Linked DNA regions of Homo sapiens: region 2 is linked to region 1. A link is an interaction called in ENCODE POLR2A ChIA-PET data of the cell type or tissue named here. Cell type or tissue: PC-9. All regions are shown on one strand. Each heading gives the region's core, and the rest is flanking DNA. Links, peaks and the distances in the headings are about the cores only.

Evidence for each region. ChIA-PET counts read pairs that join two places held together with the same protein. Peaks named below come from ENCODE experiments on the same cell type or tissue, not always from the same donor. Only the 100,000 strongest peaks of a DNase experiment are listed, where the experiment ranks them.
Region 2: POLR2A ChIA-PET joins it to region 1 with 5 read pairs; 4 of 35 experiments call an interaction of 5 or more read pairs at or near these places.

Annotation. Positions count from the first base shown.
Region 1 is chr4:173,273,066-173,282,576 of GRCh38, reverse strand. The region is part of intron 2 of GALNT7 (polypeptide N-acetylgalactosaminyltransferase 7); the gene reads right to left. LOC124900812 (a long non-coding RNA gene) reads left to right here. Exons shown (of 3, transcript XR_007058367.1): 2 at 1-9,511. Among named protein-coding and RNA genes, the nearest start is that of MIR548T, 9.7 kb to the right of the region's middle. RefSeq lists a silencer at 7,061-7,263. In PC-9, for the core only: no CTCF peak of the experiment used is centred there; no DNase peak of the experiment used is centred there.
Region 2 is chr4:172,994,449-173,003,959 of GRCh38, reverse strand. The region is part of intron 10 of GALNTL6 (polypeptide N-acetylgalactosaminyltransferase like 6); the gene reads right to left. Among named protein-coding and RNA genes, the nearest start is that of GALNT7, 170 kb to the left of the region's middle. In PC-9, for the core only: no CTCF peak of the experiment used is centred there; DNase peaks (open chromatin) are centred at 5,199 and 5,309; H3K4me3 peaks cover 261 bases; H3K27ac peaks cover 1,354 bases.

The DNA.
Region 1 (9,511 bases), core at 2,704-7,703:
GCCAGAAAGATCAATGCCCAATCTCCCTAACAGCAGTTAGAGTTCCCACTTCTGAAGTGGGGAATGAGGGTGAGGGAAAAGAAAAAATCAGTTGGGGCAAACTTACAGTGTAGAAGCGGTCTGCCTGAAAAGTCACAGCAATGGGCAAAAACAAAACAATCTGGGACAAAAACTCAGGCTGCACCTGCACACAGAGAAGCAGACAGCGTCCAGAAAAGAAGCCGTTTGTTCTTCGTATAATTAGCAAGCTCCCAGGAAAAAGTTTCCTCCCCTTTTGAGGCATATACATGGTGGGCTCCACAGAAACTTGCACAGGGAAGACGGGGGCTTACCTAAAACAAACCCACAGTTATACAGAAAAGAGAAGTGGCGCTTTGTGCTTGCCTAGAGACATACCCACAGCTGCATAAGATAAGGGGAGTTGCACAGACAGCTTTACTGATAGGAGAAGTTACTCAAACTGCTACAGAGATGAGAAGAGTTTCTTATAAAAGCTTCTGGAGTCAGCTGTAACTCGGCAATCCACTCGGACTCCCCTCTCCGCTGCGAAGTGCTTTCTTTCGCTTATTAAACTTTCACTCCACCCCCACCCTTGTGTCCATGCTCCTTAATTTTTTTGGATGCAGGACAAAGAACCCCGGGTACTTGTTCAGACAACGAGAAACCGCTACTTTAAGGTGCACTGGCAAAACTGCAACAGAACAAGTTAAGTCCACATGGCTCCACATTCTGTGGAGGAGGACATGTTCCTCTTCCACAGAAAAGGGAAGTAGAAGCTCTTCTACTAGGGAGAGGTAGGAAATCTGGAGGGAACAAGGGGATAGAAGGTAACAAAAGCAGATGAAGGAACGGATTTGTGCGCAGCCTCCATTTCCCAGCTTTGGAGGAGACTATCCAATAGAAGGTGGTTGCCATGTGAAAGAGAAACCATGCTGAAGTGTACTTGGGCAGGAGACCTAGAGACAACTTCCCTTTCCACATCTGCTGTGCAGTCTCCCTTGGCTGTAGGGTGCAGCCAGGGAGCCCAGACGTTTCCACATGCTTCCAGTGGGGAACATGGATGGTAGCTAAGAGTTGAGAGCCAGTGGCCTGCCAGGGGTCACAGTAATAAGGAATAGGATGACATGTGGCAACTCTATGGGATGGAAGGCTTAAGACACGACAGGCTCTTGTAGACAAGCGGGCTTCAGAGGATCCACAGTACCAGTGAGGGCCAAAATGGAGATAAGTCCCCATAGTGGGTCTGGTGAGGAAAGGACCGTTGGTCCCAAAGGCAGCAAGAGAACTGAATAGAAGTTACTGCAGCAGGGGTTCCTTCAGCAGCAGATGAAAGGGTGCCAGTATACCCGGGAAGACAGGCACACCTACCCAGAACCAGGAGGAGGCAGCAGAGACAGAGGTAAGCAGGCCAGAACCATCTAAAACATGTTCCTCAAGGGTGCACAATCCTCCTGTCACCAGGATGCTAGAGAGAAAAGGAAGAGAGGAAAAGAGACCCTCTGGAGCACAGAAACAGCCCAGAGAGGGAGTCTGAATTTTGGGCCGACTGGATTGGACACTTATCCCAAATGAAAGCTTCAGCCCAACACAAATTGAGCTACCTTCAATTACAAGCTTTCATTTGCCACCGTCAACCTGAAGGCAGGATCTTAAAGTTTAGCTCTTTTCTGGTTTGTCACTGTGAGATGAAGCCACTGGGTAGAGCACACAGAAGTAGTATTTATAATACACAAAGCCTTGCTATTAAGATTTAGTAAGAAAGAAATGCCCATTGTATTGAGGTAAAACCCCCTATTCTGCATCATTCCTCTCACTTTACTGGTGTAGAATTTGTAATAAGTTCTAATAAGAAGGACAACATTTAAATGGATGGGCCCTGATATATATTTTTGACTAATTTCTCCTCTTTGGTATCTCATTTCCCAAGAAAGCTTTAAAATCCTCTAACACCAAGGACAGTACTGGTTCAGCTACATTGTAGAACTGCTCTGATCACATATACTCACATTCAGATTACAGGCTTGCAATGATTAGAGTTATTCTTAGAGTAATTTTACAGAATATTTTCAGGGTAGCTATCTGGGTCAGGTGCTTGGCATTAGCAGAAAATATGAGAATAATGAATTTCCATAGTGATTTTCCAATAACTTAAAAAATAGATTTCAAAAATAAAAATGAAATGTCTCACTTGCATTTTCTCTGTATCAGCTATGTTTTTAACATCTGTAGTTTAATATAAAACCTTGTTATATTTAGACTTCATCAATAAATAATATCTAATTCAGCAGACTATGAAAAACGTAACATTTTGAGGCTGCGAGTCCCTGCACTCAATATACACTATCATTAATCTACAATAATGTGTGTGTGCATGCTTTTGTGTATTTGGTGTGTGGAAGTTACTCATCTCTCGCTCCTCTTAAAGGTTGTTTCTTACTTTTAGACCATTCACTAGGAGTCTCAAGACAAAGAGTCATTTTTGATTCTCTCCCCTTAATTCTGAAGTAAATATAACCAGGAAGATTCTTTAGGCATAGGAAACAAATCCTCAATTTGAGAAACACTGATTTTTTTTAACTATCCTTTTTTTTTTCCTTTTTATTGAGACAGAGTCTCGCTCTATCACCCAGCTGGAGTGCAGTGGCATGGTCTTGCCTCACTGCAACCTCTGCCACCCGGGTTCAAGTGATTCTTGTGCCTCAGCCCCCCGAAGAGCTGGGACTACAGGTACGCGCCACCACACCTGGCTAACTTTTTTGTATTTTTAGTAGAGACAAGGTTTGGCTATGTTGGTCAGGCTGGTCTCGAACTCCTGACCTCAGGTGATCCATCTGCCTCAGCCTCCCAAAGTGCTGGGATTACAGTCGTGAGCCACCATGCCCGGCCTCCATTTTTATTTTATAATAAATTGAGGACCTTTCCTGCTTTCATCTAAAACCTCTTTTGCTCATTTTCATCATAAAAGGAAGTGGAAAAATGCTTACAATTTATAAGAAACAGTGCTGACACTTGAATATGTTACTAATGTAGAATACAAAGTTTAATTTAGCATTCAGAAATCAATATACATTTTCAGTGAAAAGACAGTTTATCACTTGATATAGTTTGGATGTTTGCCCCCCACAAATCTCATGTTAAAATGTAGTCCCCAGTGTTGGAGGTGGGGCCTGGTGGGAGGTGATTTGATCGTGGGGGCGGATTTCTCATGTTTAGAACCATCCTCTTGGTGCTCTCCTCACAACAGTGAGTTCTGGTGAGATTTGGTTGTTTAAAAATGTGTAGCTTACCCTCCACTCTCTCTTGCTCTCAGTCTCACCATGTGAGACCTGCTCCCCCTTTGCCTTCTGCCATGATTGTAAGCTTCCTGAGGCCTCCCCCAAAGCCAGGCATATGTCAGTGCCATGCTTGTACAGCCTGCAGAACCATGAGCCAATTAAACCTCTTTTCTTCATAAATTACCCGGTCTCTGTTATTCCTTTACAGCAATGCAAGAATGGCCTAATACGTCACTGTTAAACCCAGTTATCAGAATCAATAGACTGAGGGGAGTGAATTTTACCCAAGTGTTCAGTTTCTATGGACACTGGTTGGAATGACACAAAGTATGCTCCTTGGGAACACAGTATGGTAGATTTTATTCCATACAGTGCATTACACATAGCAAAATAAAAAATCTAAGCTTCGAAAGAAATTTATAGATTAAAATTCCTCATTATCCCTCTCTGGAAATGCCCCATTTTGTCAACATCTTTCCCAAAAAGGACTGCTACAATAATTCAGATGTGGACTGGACAATATATGAGATCAACGCTACAACTCTTAGTCTGGATATAATTCCTTTAAAAGTATAATCTAAAATTATATTGGCACTGTATTTTTGCAACTATATCATATTGCTATCTCACAATTCCCTAAAATTTTTCTCCCCAAATTACTGTTAAGTCCAATGTTTCCCATTTTATATTTCAGCAGTTGAACTTAGTATAAAATACCATGTTTACATTTATTGCATTTTATATTGTTGGTTTAGGTGCATGTTCCAGCAGGTTCTGCCCTCTTTGGTTTTTGTCATTTGTTGTGTATAACCATCCCTCCCAGTTTTCTATGTTGAAAATTGGACTAATATGATTCCACTTTATCTACTGTTTATATGGAGGAATATGAGGTCAAATACTGTTTTAAAGCTATGTGTTTTCCCTGAGAGGTTGATATCACTCCATTTATCAATTTCACCTAATTGCACTATCATTCAAACTATATTTATTTCTCTTCTCCACGGGGATCTGAACACTTTACTCAAATATCTTGCTAACTCACACTGCAGGAGGTATCTATCACACAGTCTCCTGGTCTACTAAGGTAAACACATGTCTTCTTTTAGGTGTAGCTGTGACTTTGGTCTGACTCTTTTTCATAGCCCCATGCTGGTACCTAGTGATGGCTACTTTTTAAATATGTTTAAATGATCTCCCTTAAATACTGTGTATCAGTGACAAGTTTCCAAGAACAAGTTTTCTCTCTCCCCTTTGAAAAATATAAGGTAGTATTTTCCCACCTCCAGTTTCCTAAAATTTCTCCTCTTCTCTCCAGTACCTGAGGATTACTGACAGTACTTCCTCTCAAACTCATCTGGCAAGTTCCTCAATAGCTGGTGCTGTAAGAGGCTTTAAAGGCTTTAACAAATCTAGTGCACTCTTAAGATGTCAGTTATAATACTTTCAATATGGAAATCACTCCTGCAGATAACTAAGAAGGAAACAAAAAAGTATTGCACATCTGTCTTTCTTCTCATACGTTAAAATCATATAATTTGCCCTAATAATCTGCCTACTCTTTGCTTTTTCATTATTTTACTCTGAACAGAATTTAAAGCAATTTTTTAATCGTTGCAGACAACACTTGGAATACATATCTAGAATGTCTCCTGTTTTTCTGAAAGCTGTTCCATCACTTGGCCCTACTGAGGTCCCCTTCTCTAAGAATCTCCTTAAACAGCAGTTCCCAAGAAAAAGCAACCATGTGACGTCATCCCTAGGCCATCAAAATGGACTCAGAGTGCACACCTGTTTGAGAAGTGCCAATCAGAGTCCTTCTCTGCAAACTCTGAGCTTCTGGAACTCTTGTTGGTTTCTACTAGGCTCTTGCATTGTCAGGCAAGGACTGGACAGCTATTTTCATGCAGAAGCAGAGAGAAAGAAGTAGAGATGAGAATTCATGAACTCTGAGAAAGACAGAGCATGTGACTTTAGTTCTCAACTTTTCAGTTTGTACTTCCGAGTCTCCCACAGCCACCATGTGTACTTCCTGACCTTGGGTTCTATGAGATACTCATATATCCTTTCAACTAGTAGCTCGCACCACCCCGCTCCACATTTTTTTGTTTAAGGTTAAACTAGTTAAACAGATTTGTTTATGGGCAAATAATCCATGTCTAAACGCTACACTTGATATTTTTGTAAATTTTAGTTTATTATATATTAATGAACTAAGAGTTAAACTGAGAGCTTTTCACTAAGTTTTAATCAATCAATCTATCAATCAATCTATCTATCGTCTCTTTAAATTTGAGATTATTGGAGATCTTCCTCTATGGTCATTGTTGAAGTTACAGGAAGGTAAGCTAGAGACAGAGATGGTACTACTTGGAAGGTCCTAAAAATTGTTATAAATATGCAAAATTAATTAAACTTAAGAGAATTACACATGCTCACCAAACAAGAAGCTGATACATAAAATACTGTTTGAAATGAGAAAAAAAAAATTTTCATGCAACCTAGTCATCACTGGAAACTCTGCCTGCAAACTCTGGTCACAATGAGAAGGTTGCTTGGCAAACACAGAATCTGTTTTAATGGCTGATGCCTTACAGTTTTGAAGCTCCCTGCTTCCTCCTCCACAATAGGGTGTGCTGAACAGACTAAATTTATACTGACTGACTCAAGCTCCCTCTCTGATGGATAGCTAGTGGTACAATAATCACATCTTTTCTTAGGTTCCCTTATTCTAACCCCCATGTAGACTATTCTTTTCTTGATAATACTATATATTCTTTATTTTAACTAGACAAAATAAAACTGTGGTTATAGTTTTTTATTTAATCATTTTCTCAAACAATGCCTCAATTCCTTGAAGACTTTCTCTTCTTTTCCTTGGCTAATAGAGACTCTAAGATAACCTAGTTACCTTTTTCCAATGTTATTATCAATCAATCCCTGTGAAGGTCAAAATTAAGCCTATAATTCTACCTTATCATCTCCAAGATTAAAATGTCAGCAAAACTAATCATCAGAAGTTCTGCTCTTAGCCAAAACAGCATTTTCATGTATTATGTCAAAACTCAATACATACTTGTTGATTTGATTCCAAAAATTTTCCTGGGACTACTCCTTTGTCACACGAGTACTATATCACAGAACATTACCCACTGTCCTCATTAATGAATTAAATATTAATGAAAAGGGGAATAAAAAATGTTTACTTGTTGCTCTATTTAAGGCTGAAAGTCAAAATCAATGCTCATGGAATTAATGGATGGGTCTGCCTTTCAGGATGAAACTAGATAATTAAGAAAGTATGGCTGTTAACTACAATCCTTGCTTTGGAGTGTACTGTATGGTGCCATAGTTGGAAGGTAGGACCCATTTTTGAAGGTAGCGCCAGTTGGTGGCTTTAGCTCATCATGCCCATATCCCTATCAGGTCCACCCCTCCCAATCAGCTCAATCTAAATAAAACAGTGTTTGCCATGTGTGTAGGGTTTTAAGACAAGCATCCCTAGTTCCTAGCAGGTTACTGCATCTGAACTTTTCCTGGGACAGATTTCATTTTCTGAGGCAGAGAGTTGAGATGCATAGATTTATTTCATGTCTAAATAATCAATGGGTTTGGAGGAAAGTGGACCATTGTTAGCAGAACAGCAGGGCTAGTACCAGAAACTTTCCACCTTACCATGGCTGAATCCTAGGGCTGGAAAGCTACAAAAAGAGCTCATAAAAACTACTGCTGCACGTAGCTCATGAAACAAAGAGCTGCACCATGATCTGCCAGACCACTTGTGGCCTTCTCTGACCCACAGCTCACTGAAAAGCTTATATTTGTGTTTATTTCCATTTTCTCTACTCTGCTGTGAGGTAGCCAGTTTCCTGGCACTCCCATAGTCTGTGGGATGCAGCTGTCCAGGTGTTATCATGACAACACCTTTCTTATCTCAGTTCCCCACTCAGAGCTCGGCTGCCAGTGATCCTCAAACACAGTAACGGTACGGTTAGAATTCACGAAGGAAGCCAGAGGCTTCTTAAAGGTCACATCGTCATTGGACCATTCAGCTTGCAGTCTCTACTATAACCTTAAATAATGTGTATAAACTCTGGGACAGAAACGTTCGAATACAGTTTTAGAGAACACCTCAGTCTCAGCCATCCCCTGATGCTCCTCCTCACTTAGTGTCCTAATGAGCCCCCAAAAATGAGAAAGTTATGCTCCCCATGTTGAGATACCATGAGAGAAGATGTAGGTGAGAACTTCACAGCTGACAGTTGTTAAGAGTGGCTGCATGGGGATGACTGTATTTCCTTTTGGTGAGGACATTAGAGGCGTCAGGTCCTATGACCGTGGAGTCACTAAGCACTGGCTGCAAGAGCAGCAGAGGAGACGACAGCAGTGAGCCACAGAGAAGGCACATGAGCATCCATGAGGAATCCAACAGGATCCATTCCCAAGCATATGTTCAACATCCCCGGCTGACTCCCAGAACTAGTTGTGAATTTGAGGGAGTTAAAATTCTAGCAGAGTAGATAGTATTTAAGCCAAATAAATGGTGATTTTGCTATTAGTTATTGTGATCTCCTTTTATCCCAGACTGAGGCAATGCAGTTCTAATAGCTCTGCTATTAGTTTCAAAGCACTTTAATACATGTTATCTCATGTGAGTTTCACAGTAACCCTGTGAAATAGAAAGGGCAGGCATTATTATTATTATTCATTTTATATATAAAGAAACTGAGGCTCTGTTAGGTTATATGATTTGCTTAAAGTCACACAGTTAGTGACAGCAGCAAGATTTAAAAATGAATCCTTTGACTCTAATTTGAAGGCTCTTTCCTTAAACCTACAAGTTTACTAAGAATTACACACAAATATATGCTTAAACAACATACAGGAAAATAAATTCCTTATTTTCACCCAATACCCAGGAAATACATGGCCACCAACAAAATGACTGCACACAGCTCAGAGAATGTCAGTTTAATTTTAAAGGTTGAGGATACTAACTATGTTATGGAAAATTAAGAATACTGAACTATGTCTTTTGGGTAGCTATTTTCAAATTTTCTTTTTTTGAAAAGGAAAACATACTCAGACAGATGTATCCAGTTAATGATTTGAAATCTCAAACCACAATTTAGAGAAAAAAAATCTGGCAGGGATTCCTAGGACTGGACATATGTTCTTGTATATTTCTTCAAAACTCCCTGGGAAAGGAAAAAAAGAACATTTCACAGTGTAAGCCATATGTTTATAGCTATATTGGACTCTCATTTCAAATATGAGCTTACATGCCATATTCTGTGTTACAGAAGTACCAGCTTATCAAACACCAATATATTTGAGCTGAAACAACAGGAGTAAGGATCAACATTGGGCACCATGCATGGATGTATAGATAACTTAACAGTCTGAGCAAATAAAGGTCTGCATTTTTGACTTAGTTATTAACTTATGCTACACCTTATTCCACAAGGACTTTGAGCAGCTTACAAAGACACACAGAATAAAACAGTATTACAAAAGTTAAAAATAGAAGGAGGGAAAAAGATGGATAAAGAAAGAATGAGAGGAAAAAGAAGGAGGAATCAAGAATGAGGTTTTAGAAGTATATACCAGAGGGTCAAGGGCTCCTGTGTGCACAGTTCTGGGGTACGACTGACAATGAGCACACTATGAACGCACCACCCCAAGTGAGTAGCATGGTGGGTTGGGTATACCAAATACTTCTTATGGGTAAATCACAATATTGGCTTGAATTTTCTAGCAAGAAAACCTGGTGAGGTCTGTGTTTAACAAACCAGTTGTTCAGAAGAAGTACAATATTCATGGCGTGAAGATCGGATGGGATTTTTTGTTGTTGTTTTTAAACAACAACAACAGGGGCCTCCTTATGGTAAACACAGTAAAGAGTTTCACTGTGCTGTTTTCCATAAAGACTTCAATGGAGACCAATGGCATTGTACCAAGGTGCAAGTCAGTAAAAAACAGTTGTGCAGAGAACAAGTTGGGAATTTAAGTTCAACACAGATTTGAAAATCACACTTTACAAACATTCCTTAAAATGTTTATTGAGTCATCTCTCCCAATCCATGTTTCATCACTCAGTGAGTGATTATATGCCTTCTCGATGTACTCTAATTACAATGAGGAAATGACATCAACCATATGGAGGACTTACATTTCCAAAAGCAAATTTCAACACTGTTAATGACTGAAGAGGTACAGTCTTACAGTAGCAGCATGAT
Region 2 (9,511 bases), core at 2,628-7,627, 280 kb after region 1:
CTTCTGTTCTCAAGGAGCCCACATATATCAGGGAGACATTACTCTGAAGACATCTTCTTAAGAGACTAAATGCTAAGTGAGACCTGAAGAGGAAATGACCGTTCTGGGTGAGATGGGCTTGGAGCACTTGGTAGGATGGATGACATTGGAAGGGGCCCTGGAGGATGAGTAGAATTGAATGTACACAGTAAAATGACAGAAGGACACTATTGCCTTAGGAATCAGAAATGAATACGGATATTGAAGTTTGACAGTGTACAGCATTTTTTAGGGAATGGCACATGATATAGCATGGCTCAACATAAGGTTTGTAAAATGAAGACGATCATGCCTCAGAGGGCAGTTGTGAGGATTAAACAGATGCATGCGAAGTGCCTGGCACAGTGTTTGTACGTTGCAAGTGGTCAGTAAATGTTAGCTACTATTTATTTGTTTGTTAATTTTTTTGGCTGAATTGTCTGTGATGGTAAATGGGGTGCTGCCATGGCCAAATCACATTTCTATTGTATCATGGGATTGCTCACGGCACTTAAGTCGAAGGAGAATGCAGATGAACAAGCCTTGGCCCAGCATTGCAGGCCTGTTCTTCAGTGTGTATCACTGGTTAATCTTCACTGTGTCTTACACAATCCCCCAAGATCTCAATTTGGCAATTTGAGCGCCACACCAAACATACCCACCTCCCTACCCCTCAATGAATGAACAATTTCTGCTGATTCTAGTCCTAGGTACTGAATGTCCCACTCCTTTCCTCTCCATCCCAGTCTCCCAGCCCTTTGACATCTTCTCATGAGCTGTTTTAAAAAATTGTGATAAAATATACATAATGTAAAGTTTATTATTTTAACCATTTTAAATGTTCAATTGAATAGCATTAAGTGCATTCAAAATGTTGTGTAACCATCACCAAGATCTATGTCTAAAATATTTCATAATTCGAAACAGCAACTATTAATCATTAAGCAATAACTCCCTACTTCCCCTTCTCCCCCAACCCCTGGTACTGTCTATTCTACTGACTATAAATAATATTTTGTAAACCTCATATAAATGGAACCATACCGTGTTTGCCATTTTGTGTCTGGCTTATTTAACTTAACATTGTAGCATGTATCGGAACTTCATTTCCTTTTAAGGCCAATATTCTTTTTTTTTTTTTTTTTTTGAGACGGAGTCTCACTCTGTCCCCCAGGCTGGAGTGCAGTGGCCCGATCTCGGCTCACTGCAACCTCCGCCTCCTGGGTTCAAGTGATTCTCCTGCCTCAGCCTCCCAAGTAGCTGGGACCACAGGTGTGCACCACCACGCCTGGCTAATTTTTTTGTATTTTTAGTAGAGACAGGGTTTCACCTTATTAGCCAGGATGGTCTCGATCTCCTGACCTCATGATCCACCCACCTTGGCCTCCCAAAGTGCTGGGATTACAGGTGTGAGCCACCATGCCCGACCTCATATATATTTATATGAATAAACACATATATAAATATATACATATATAAATATGCCAAATTTGTATCCATTCATCTATTGATGGATACTTGCACTGTTTCTACTTTTTTATTTACTTTTTCTTGAGATGGAGTCTCACTCTGTCACCAGGCTGGAGTGCAGTGGCACAATCTTGGCTCACTGTACTCTCCACCTCCTGGGTTCAAGTGATTCCGCTGCCTCAGCCTCCTGAGTAGCTGGGACTACAGGTGTGCACCACCACACCTGGCTAACTTTTGGTAATTTAGTAGAGACAGCGTTTCACCATGTTGGCCAGGATGGTCTCGATCTCCTGACCTCTTGATCTGCCCACCTCTGCCTCCCAAAGTGCTGGGATTACAGGCGTGAGCCACTGCTCCTGGCCTGTTTCTACTTTTTGGCTACTGTGAATAATGCTTCTGTGAACACTGGCATGTAAATATCTTTCCCATCCTTGTTTTCAATTATTTTGCCCATACACCTAGGAATGAAATTGCTGGGTCCTAAGGTAATTCTATGTTTAACTTTTTGAGGAACCATGAAAGTGTTTTCCACAGTAGCTGAACCATTTTACATTCCCACAAGCAATGTACAATGGTTCCAATTTCTTCATATTTTTGCCAACACTTGTAGTTTTTTTGGTTTATGTAATAGCCATCCTAGTGGATGTAAACTGGTATTTCATTGTGGTTTTGATTTGCTTTTCCCTAATGACTAATGATGTTGAAAACCTTTTCATTTGTTTATTGAGCATTTGTATAGTTTGGAGAAATGCCTATTCAGGTTCTTTGCCTATTTCTGAATTGAGTCATTTGTGGTTTTATTTTTGTTTAAGGAGTTTTGAAAATATATATTCTAGATCTTAATCCCTTATCAGATATATGACTTGTAAATATTTTATCCTATTCAGTGGGTTACCTTTTCATTCTGTCAATTGTGCCTTTGATGCACAAAAGTTTTAACTTTCATGAAGTCCAATTTATCTATTTGTTTTCTTTTGTTGCCTGTGCTTTAGTGTCATATTTAAGAGATCATTGACATTCCAATGCCATGGAGATTTTCCCCTATGTTTTATTCTGAGTTTTATAGTTTTAGCTCTTATGTTTAGGTCCATTTAGAATTAAATTTTGTGTATAGTGTAAAGTAAATTTTACAACCTCATTTTTTTGCACGTAGATATATTAGTTTGAAATGGCTTCCGAAGGAAAGCACCACAAACCAAGTGGATTAAACTACAGCAATTTATTGCCTGACAGTTTTGGAGGCTAAAAGACCAAGATCAAGGTGTTTGCAGGTTGGTTCCTCCTGAGGGCTGTGAAAGAGAGTACATAATATGCTTCTCTCCTAGTTTCTGGTGGTTTGTGGCAATCTTTGATGTTCCTTGGCTTGTTAACATATCATGCTGGTTTCTGCTTTTATGTTCACTTGATGTTCTGTTTGTGTGTGTGCTGGTGTCCAAATTTCCCCTTTTTATGAAGACACCAATCATATTGGATTGGGGCCCACCATACTCAGAATAATCTCATCTTAATTAATTACATCTGCAATAACCTGATTTCCAAATAAGGTTACATTCTGAGGTACCAAGGATTAGGATTTCAACATATAAATTTTGGGGAGACATAATTCAATCCATTAGTAGTGGATATCCAGTTTTCCCAGCACCATTTGTTGAACAGACTGTCCATTCCTTATTGAGTGATATTGGCACCCTTGTCAAAAATCAATTAACTTTGCATGTGAGGGCTTATTTCTTGGCAATCTATTGGATTCCCTTGGTCTATATGTCTATCTTTATGCCTGTACCACACATTTTTTGGATTACTGTAGCTTTGTATTAAGTTTTGAAATTAGGAAATGTGGGTTCTCCAACTTTGTTTTTCTTGTTCAAGATTGTTTTCATTATTCAGGTTCCTTTGAGATTCCATATAAATTTTAGGATGGGTTTTTCTATTTTCACAAAATATTCCATTTAGATTTTGATAGATTGCATCTAATCTGTAGATCACTTTGCGTAGTATCACCATTTAACAATAACACGTTTTTAAATCCATGAACATGGGATGTTTTTCCATTTATTTAGATATGCAATTTCTTTCAGTAACATTTTGTGGTTTTTTATGAGTCTTTAGACCCATTTGTTAAATGTGTTTCTACTCTCATTTATTTTTCGGGAGACATATAATGTAGTGGTTAAATGCACATATTCTGAAGTTAGACTGCCCAGAGTTTGATTTCACCATTTAGTAGGGCTGCATGGCATTAAGCAAGTTAACTTAACTTATTTTTGCCTCAGTTTTTTTCCTTAAAATTAAGGATAATGCTTCATAAATGTGATGTGAGTATTAAATGAGATTATACATATATTTGTTTTAGTGTATGGACCATATTATGTGCTCAATAGATGTTAATGTTTCATAGTAGTAGTAGCAGTAGTATCAAGATGTAGTAAGAAATGAGACTGGGGCAGTGTATTGGTGCCATTTTGTGAAGAGTCTTAAATATCAAGATAAGGGATTTAGACCTTGTTCTGTTGGCAAAAAGATCATTAAATGTTTTTGAGAACAAAAACTTGTTTTAGACAGTAAATTCTGGTGATTATGAGAAAGACAGGTGGAGAGTTATGTAATTGTCATAATGGGTACTAGTTCTAATTGGCAATGAGAATCTGAACTAATGATAGAATGTATCCAAATAATATATCCAAATTATATATATATATATATAATATGTATTCAAAAGAAGATATGTGTTTAGACATTTTAAATAAAAATTACAGCTCTTGACAACTGTTTCCATGAGTATAATAAAGAAGGCATGCTGAGTTTGAGGTGTCTCTGGGACATCTATATATAGACACCTAGAAGTCTGAAATTTGGAAGATGGGTCAGGGTAAGAAATGCCTATTTGGGTATATGCTCTTATCTACTGTTCTACTAATATTTTGCTAATATTCTACTAATATTTTGCCTTTCAACTTCAAATCCTTTTTTGCCTTAGTTTGTGATTCTCAAGATGGACCCTGTAGATATTTCTCCTTTGTCAGTGGATACAATTTTGTCAGTGGATACAATTTTGCTAATAGAGGGTGCTGGAAGGACACTGGAAGGGCTGAGCAGGAGGAAGGTTTTTCGTGTGTGTGTGTGAGTGCGCACGCATGCACAGTTTTTCCATGTGATAGCCAGTAAATGGGCATGTGGGGTGGGGTGGAAGAGAGCAGCCCTCGCAGGAGTGGCCCTCAGAGATAAGCAGCAGCTGCTATGTCCTGCAAGTTTCTTTATCACTACCAAGCTGCATGTATATGACAGCCACACCACATCAAATGAGGCCTGAATCTCAACCTTGGCGTGGGAAAAGTTGGAGAGTTCTTCTAAGTTTCCAAGTTCCTGCCTTGCTCACATTCCTCAGCCCTAATGATAGTTATTGTTTTTTGGAGTTGCTGCTTCAGTACTCCCTAGAGCCCTCTTTTACCCCTTTTACCAGCCAACGTTTTTTTTTTTTTTTTAATATTAAAATGTCCCTATTCAAATTACTGGTGTGATTTCTGTCTTCTGGCTGGACTTGGACTGATGCAACCACGTATGAGTAAGAATTGAAATAATAGAAGTACATGATCTCACTCAAGCAAAGAATAGAAATGAATTTGAGAAGATTGAGGGGGGAACTCCAGGGAATGACTTTTTTTGAAAGTGAGCAAAGAAAGTGTAGCTAGAAATAAGAAGGAGAAAATAAGAAGAAATCATAAAGAAGCCTGGGAGAAGAGTTTCAAGGTGGGAGGGGTGAGCTGCAGTGTCAAATTTCATAGAGGGATCCAGTAGGGGAGGCCTAGGGAGAGGCTGTTGGATTTGGCAATAAGGAAGTCACCAGAGACCTTTCAAAGGACAGTTTCTGTGGTTTCATGAATGAAGGTAGAAGACAGATTGCCAAGAGGACTGAGAAAAAAATGGAAGGTGAACAGAGTCAACAAATGGAAGTTTCTCTTTCAAGAAGCTTGATAGTGATGGGAATGATATATACAGGAGAAAAGCAGAATTAAAATAAACATTTTGGGGATAGGGATATTTGAGAATAGAATTACATATAAGCCCTAACATAATTCATTTGAGACTCTGATAAAAAAATTGTGAAGTGCTTGTAGAAATTAAAAGCAGCATATAAATGCAACATACTAGGAATGCTTTTGTGATTCTTATAGGATTTTTCACTATTTAAGGCTTTGCCTCATAGCCATCACACCATTTTTGCTTAAACAGATCCATTCCACCTCTAATTGCTCCATGCTAGTCACATCCAATGACTGCTGGCAGAGACCACCTAGTGCCTTTCCTTCAAATTATGCCTGCAGAGATTTTCTTCCTATCTTGTGCACATTTTCCTTTTCTGAATTTACCATAAATGTAATTGCTTTGGCATCTCTCTCTTGCCCTGGGACTTGTTGGGACTACTCATTTCAGAAGCTGGCTTACATTATGCAAGAGAAAGAAGAGCCCACAGCAGAAATATTATCAGAGGGCCCTTAGGTTTATATGTGTTCTGCTTCAAATCACCTTTTCCTAAAGCCATGTCTTGCCACTTGAAGCTAAGCATTTTATTATTTGTGAAACATGTCTGGCATCAAAACAAAAACTTTTTTACTTGTGTGAATTTATGGGGAACATGAGAAATTCCATTACATGCATATAAAGCATAGTGACCAAGTCAGGGTATTTACGGTGTCCATCTCCCAAACACAATACATTTTTATGAAGTATAGTCATGCCACTCTGTTATCAAACATTGAATTTACTCCCTCTATCTTACTGCATGTTTGTACTCTTTAATCCACATCTCTTCACCCTTCCCCCTGCCCCCACTCACCCTTCCCAGTCTATTATCACAAAATAGAAAGTTTTAAGTTAAGGATCTCTGGCCAAAAACAAGTTGATTTTCACAAATAGACACAGAGAGAAATTCATATAAATAAGCTACTCTACTACCTTTTGGGGTTAGGATAAGCAACTCTTTTCTGCTAGAAGGAAAATAAATTAAGGTTCTTACTGAACTGGATGCTTTCACGGGCATCATTTCACTTCCTCATCTGCACTCTCGCCATGCTGTGTTTTCATTCACGTTTGCAACTGAGGCTCCGAGAAAGTAGGTGGTTTGTCCAGTACTATCCAACCAGCAGACAGCAGGCAGGATTCGCACCCATGTCTAATTCCTAGACCTGGGCTCTTTTTACCAAGCAAATGGTAATGGTTATAACTAATTCACTGGAAAAAATGTCATTTTAGGCGTTAAATCTGTGGCAACTGCTTTACTGAGCTCAAGGAAACACATGGAAATTAAAGAAGGCTGTGAGTCCTTGGGTTTAGAAAAGAAGTGATCCTAGTCAAAAATAGGATTGGAGTCTGGTACAGATAGAGACACTGAAGTGGAGTTAGAAAGAAAATCACTTTAACACTCGGGGCTGCCAAGGGATGGAGACATGACAATGAAGTCTTCAAAATACAAGACTGAAGAAGAAGACCTGGTTACCCATGAGTGGCTTGACTCTAGGGGAGGCTGCGGTGGCACAAGAAAAGGCACCATGGAGTAGCAATAGGAGCAAACATCTCCTAACCTTTGCAAGAGGCTCTAGATTTTAAACCTGGACTTAAAAAAATCCATTTCTGAAAGGAAAAGTTAGAAAATGGCAGAAGAGTGGTGACTTCATCCTGACTCATACAGTTCACTGGAAAGTAGCTCGTCTTGTGATCAACAGCCAGGGGTACATCACTCTACTTGGTTCTGCCTGAGTGCAAGTTTATTCCTGCCCTCTCATATCATCTTTGAAGATTAGAAAGCTTTGCTAGCTTGGACTTACTCTTTGTAAACAGAGCATATGGAACAATTTGTGTTTTTCTGATCACATGAGAATGAGAGCCCTCCGAAACTATTAATTCTTCTTTTAAGTTAAAAAAAGTTTTAACTTTATTTTAGGTTCAGGGGTCCATGTGCAGGTTTGTCATATAGGTAAACTTGTGTCATGGGGGTTTGTTGTACAGATTATTTTGTCACCCAGATACCAAGCCTAGTATTTAATAGTTATTTTTCCTGATCTCTCCTTCCTCCCACCCTCCACCCTCCCATAGCCCCCGGTGTGTGCTGTTCCCCTCTATGCATCCATGTGTTCTCATCATTTAGCTCCCACTTGTAAGTGAGAACATGTAATATTTGATTTTCTGTTCCTGCGTTAGTTTGCTAAGGATAACGGCCTCCAGCTTCATCCATGTCCCTGCAAAGGACATGATCTCATTTTTTTTATGGTTGCATAGTATTCCATGGTGTGTGTGTGTGTGTGTGTGTGTGTCACATTTTCTTTATCCAATCTGTCACTGATGGACATTTAGATAGATTCCATGTCTTTGCTATTGTGAATAGTGCTGCAATGAACATATCATGCATTTGTCCTATTACTGGGTATGTATCCAAAGGAATATAAATCATTCTACCACAGTTAAATTTTTTTCTTAGGTTTTTGTGCTGTGATTTCATAAAGTCAAGGAAAGAAGTGTTTTGTTATAGATTCTCTCATGAGTGCCCTGTTGGAACAGAGGCGTGGTCAGGTGAGGAAATAACCAAAAGCCAGCTTGGCTGACCAAGGGTTTTTGAAAACTCAGGTGACAATGTTATGTTTTGAAATGAGTTATTCAAATATTTGTTATGAGACAAAAGAGCATGGCATGTCAGAAACATGAAAGCAGGCATTTAAAACAGTTATAAGAAGTAACTTAGGAGATGAACAAGTTTACTTTAGCTCTTCTTTTTCTCCCTACAATTTACAAAACTCAGATAAGTAAATTAAGGGTGCACAAGAGGAGAGAAAATGAGATCTGATAGAAAACTTCACCGTGAGACTTCAAGAATATCTGCAGAGAAACTCATCAAAAGGATAACTGAAAATCCTGAAAGGTACTTTAAGTCAGGAGTTCATGAGTTTTCAGTATTCTGTGGGAGAAAGAATCTACGGGAATAGCAGTTCCTGTGCTCCACTTGAACCTGCGTCAAGATATTTAAAAGCAGGGAATGCTGCTTTGAAGGAAAGCCACAGAAGTTGGCTTATGTGCTGTGGAGACAGTGTGGCCCCCTTCCACTCCCAGATTGTGGGAAGAAACCTCAAGTGGCCTGCAAGCTGGACGTGGCTGGTCATCATATTTCCTGCATCATCAGTCAGAAAATGGCATGCAGCTGTATTTTCACTGAACCACACTGTGCGGGGTAAGCAGCTGATCTTTTAACTAATGTCTCCACATTTAATATTCCTGTCATTTTTTTTCTAGAGTGCTATTTTATGAATATAAACACTTCTCCCAATGGTTGGATTCATATATGAATTGCCAATAAATCTAAGATTTGCTCTGGTTCTAGTACAATCATGAAAAGCCACTTCCAATATTATCCTCAAAGCCAAGGGCCATAGTCACAGGCTTTGAAGATAAAGCAAATTTTTAGTACTTGAAAAACTACTCACACAATATGGTGTCTAGATAAAATAATTCTCCCTTTGAAGTCAGGTCAGATGGTTGAAATGTGAGCAGGTTGAAAATATGGTCTAATATACAGTTGTTAAGCTCTGTGTAAGATTCAGGACCATTAGTCCATGAAGACCTGCAATCAAAATCATGGGACTGGTTCTGAGGATATGACCTTTTAGCCCTGGACAGGATGGCAGCAAAACCCCTGAGACCCATGGGGCTTTTCAAGTTCTCTAGAGAAGTAGATTCTCTTGAGCCCATTCTTGAGTGTAATAGCCGGTCTTCTAAGGAAGGCCTGCAAATTGTCTTTATTTTCAGGTAAAATAATTCACGGTCTGGGTTATCTATTGCGAATGTCAGCACTGCTAAACACATTCAACATATTAAAAGAGATGACTTGGCTCTTTAAGGGGAACAAAGGTGAAAATGTCAAATTTCATTTGGCATATGAAACTGTAATGTAACATTTGTAAAGTATTTCATGGTATAACTACTTCCCTGAAATATTTCTCTGTGAGCCTTAAATTATAAAGCAATGGCCTTTCTGTTT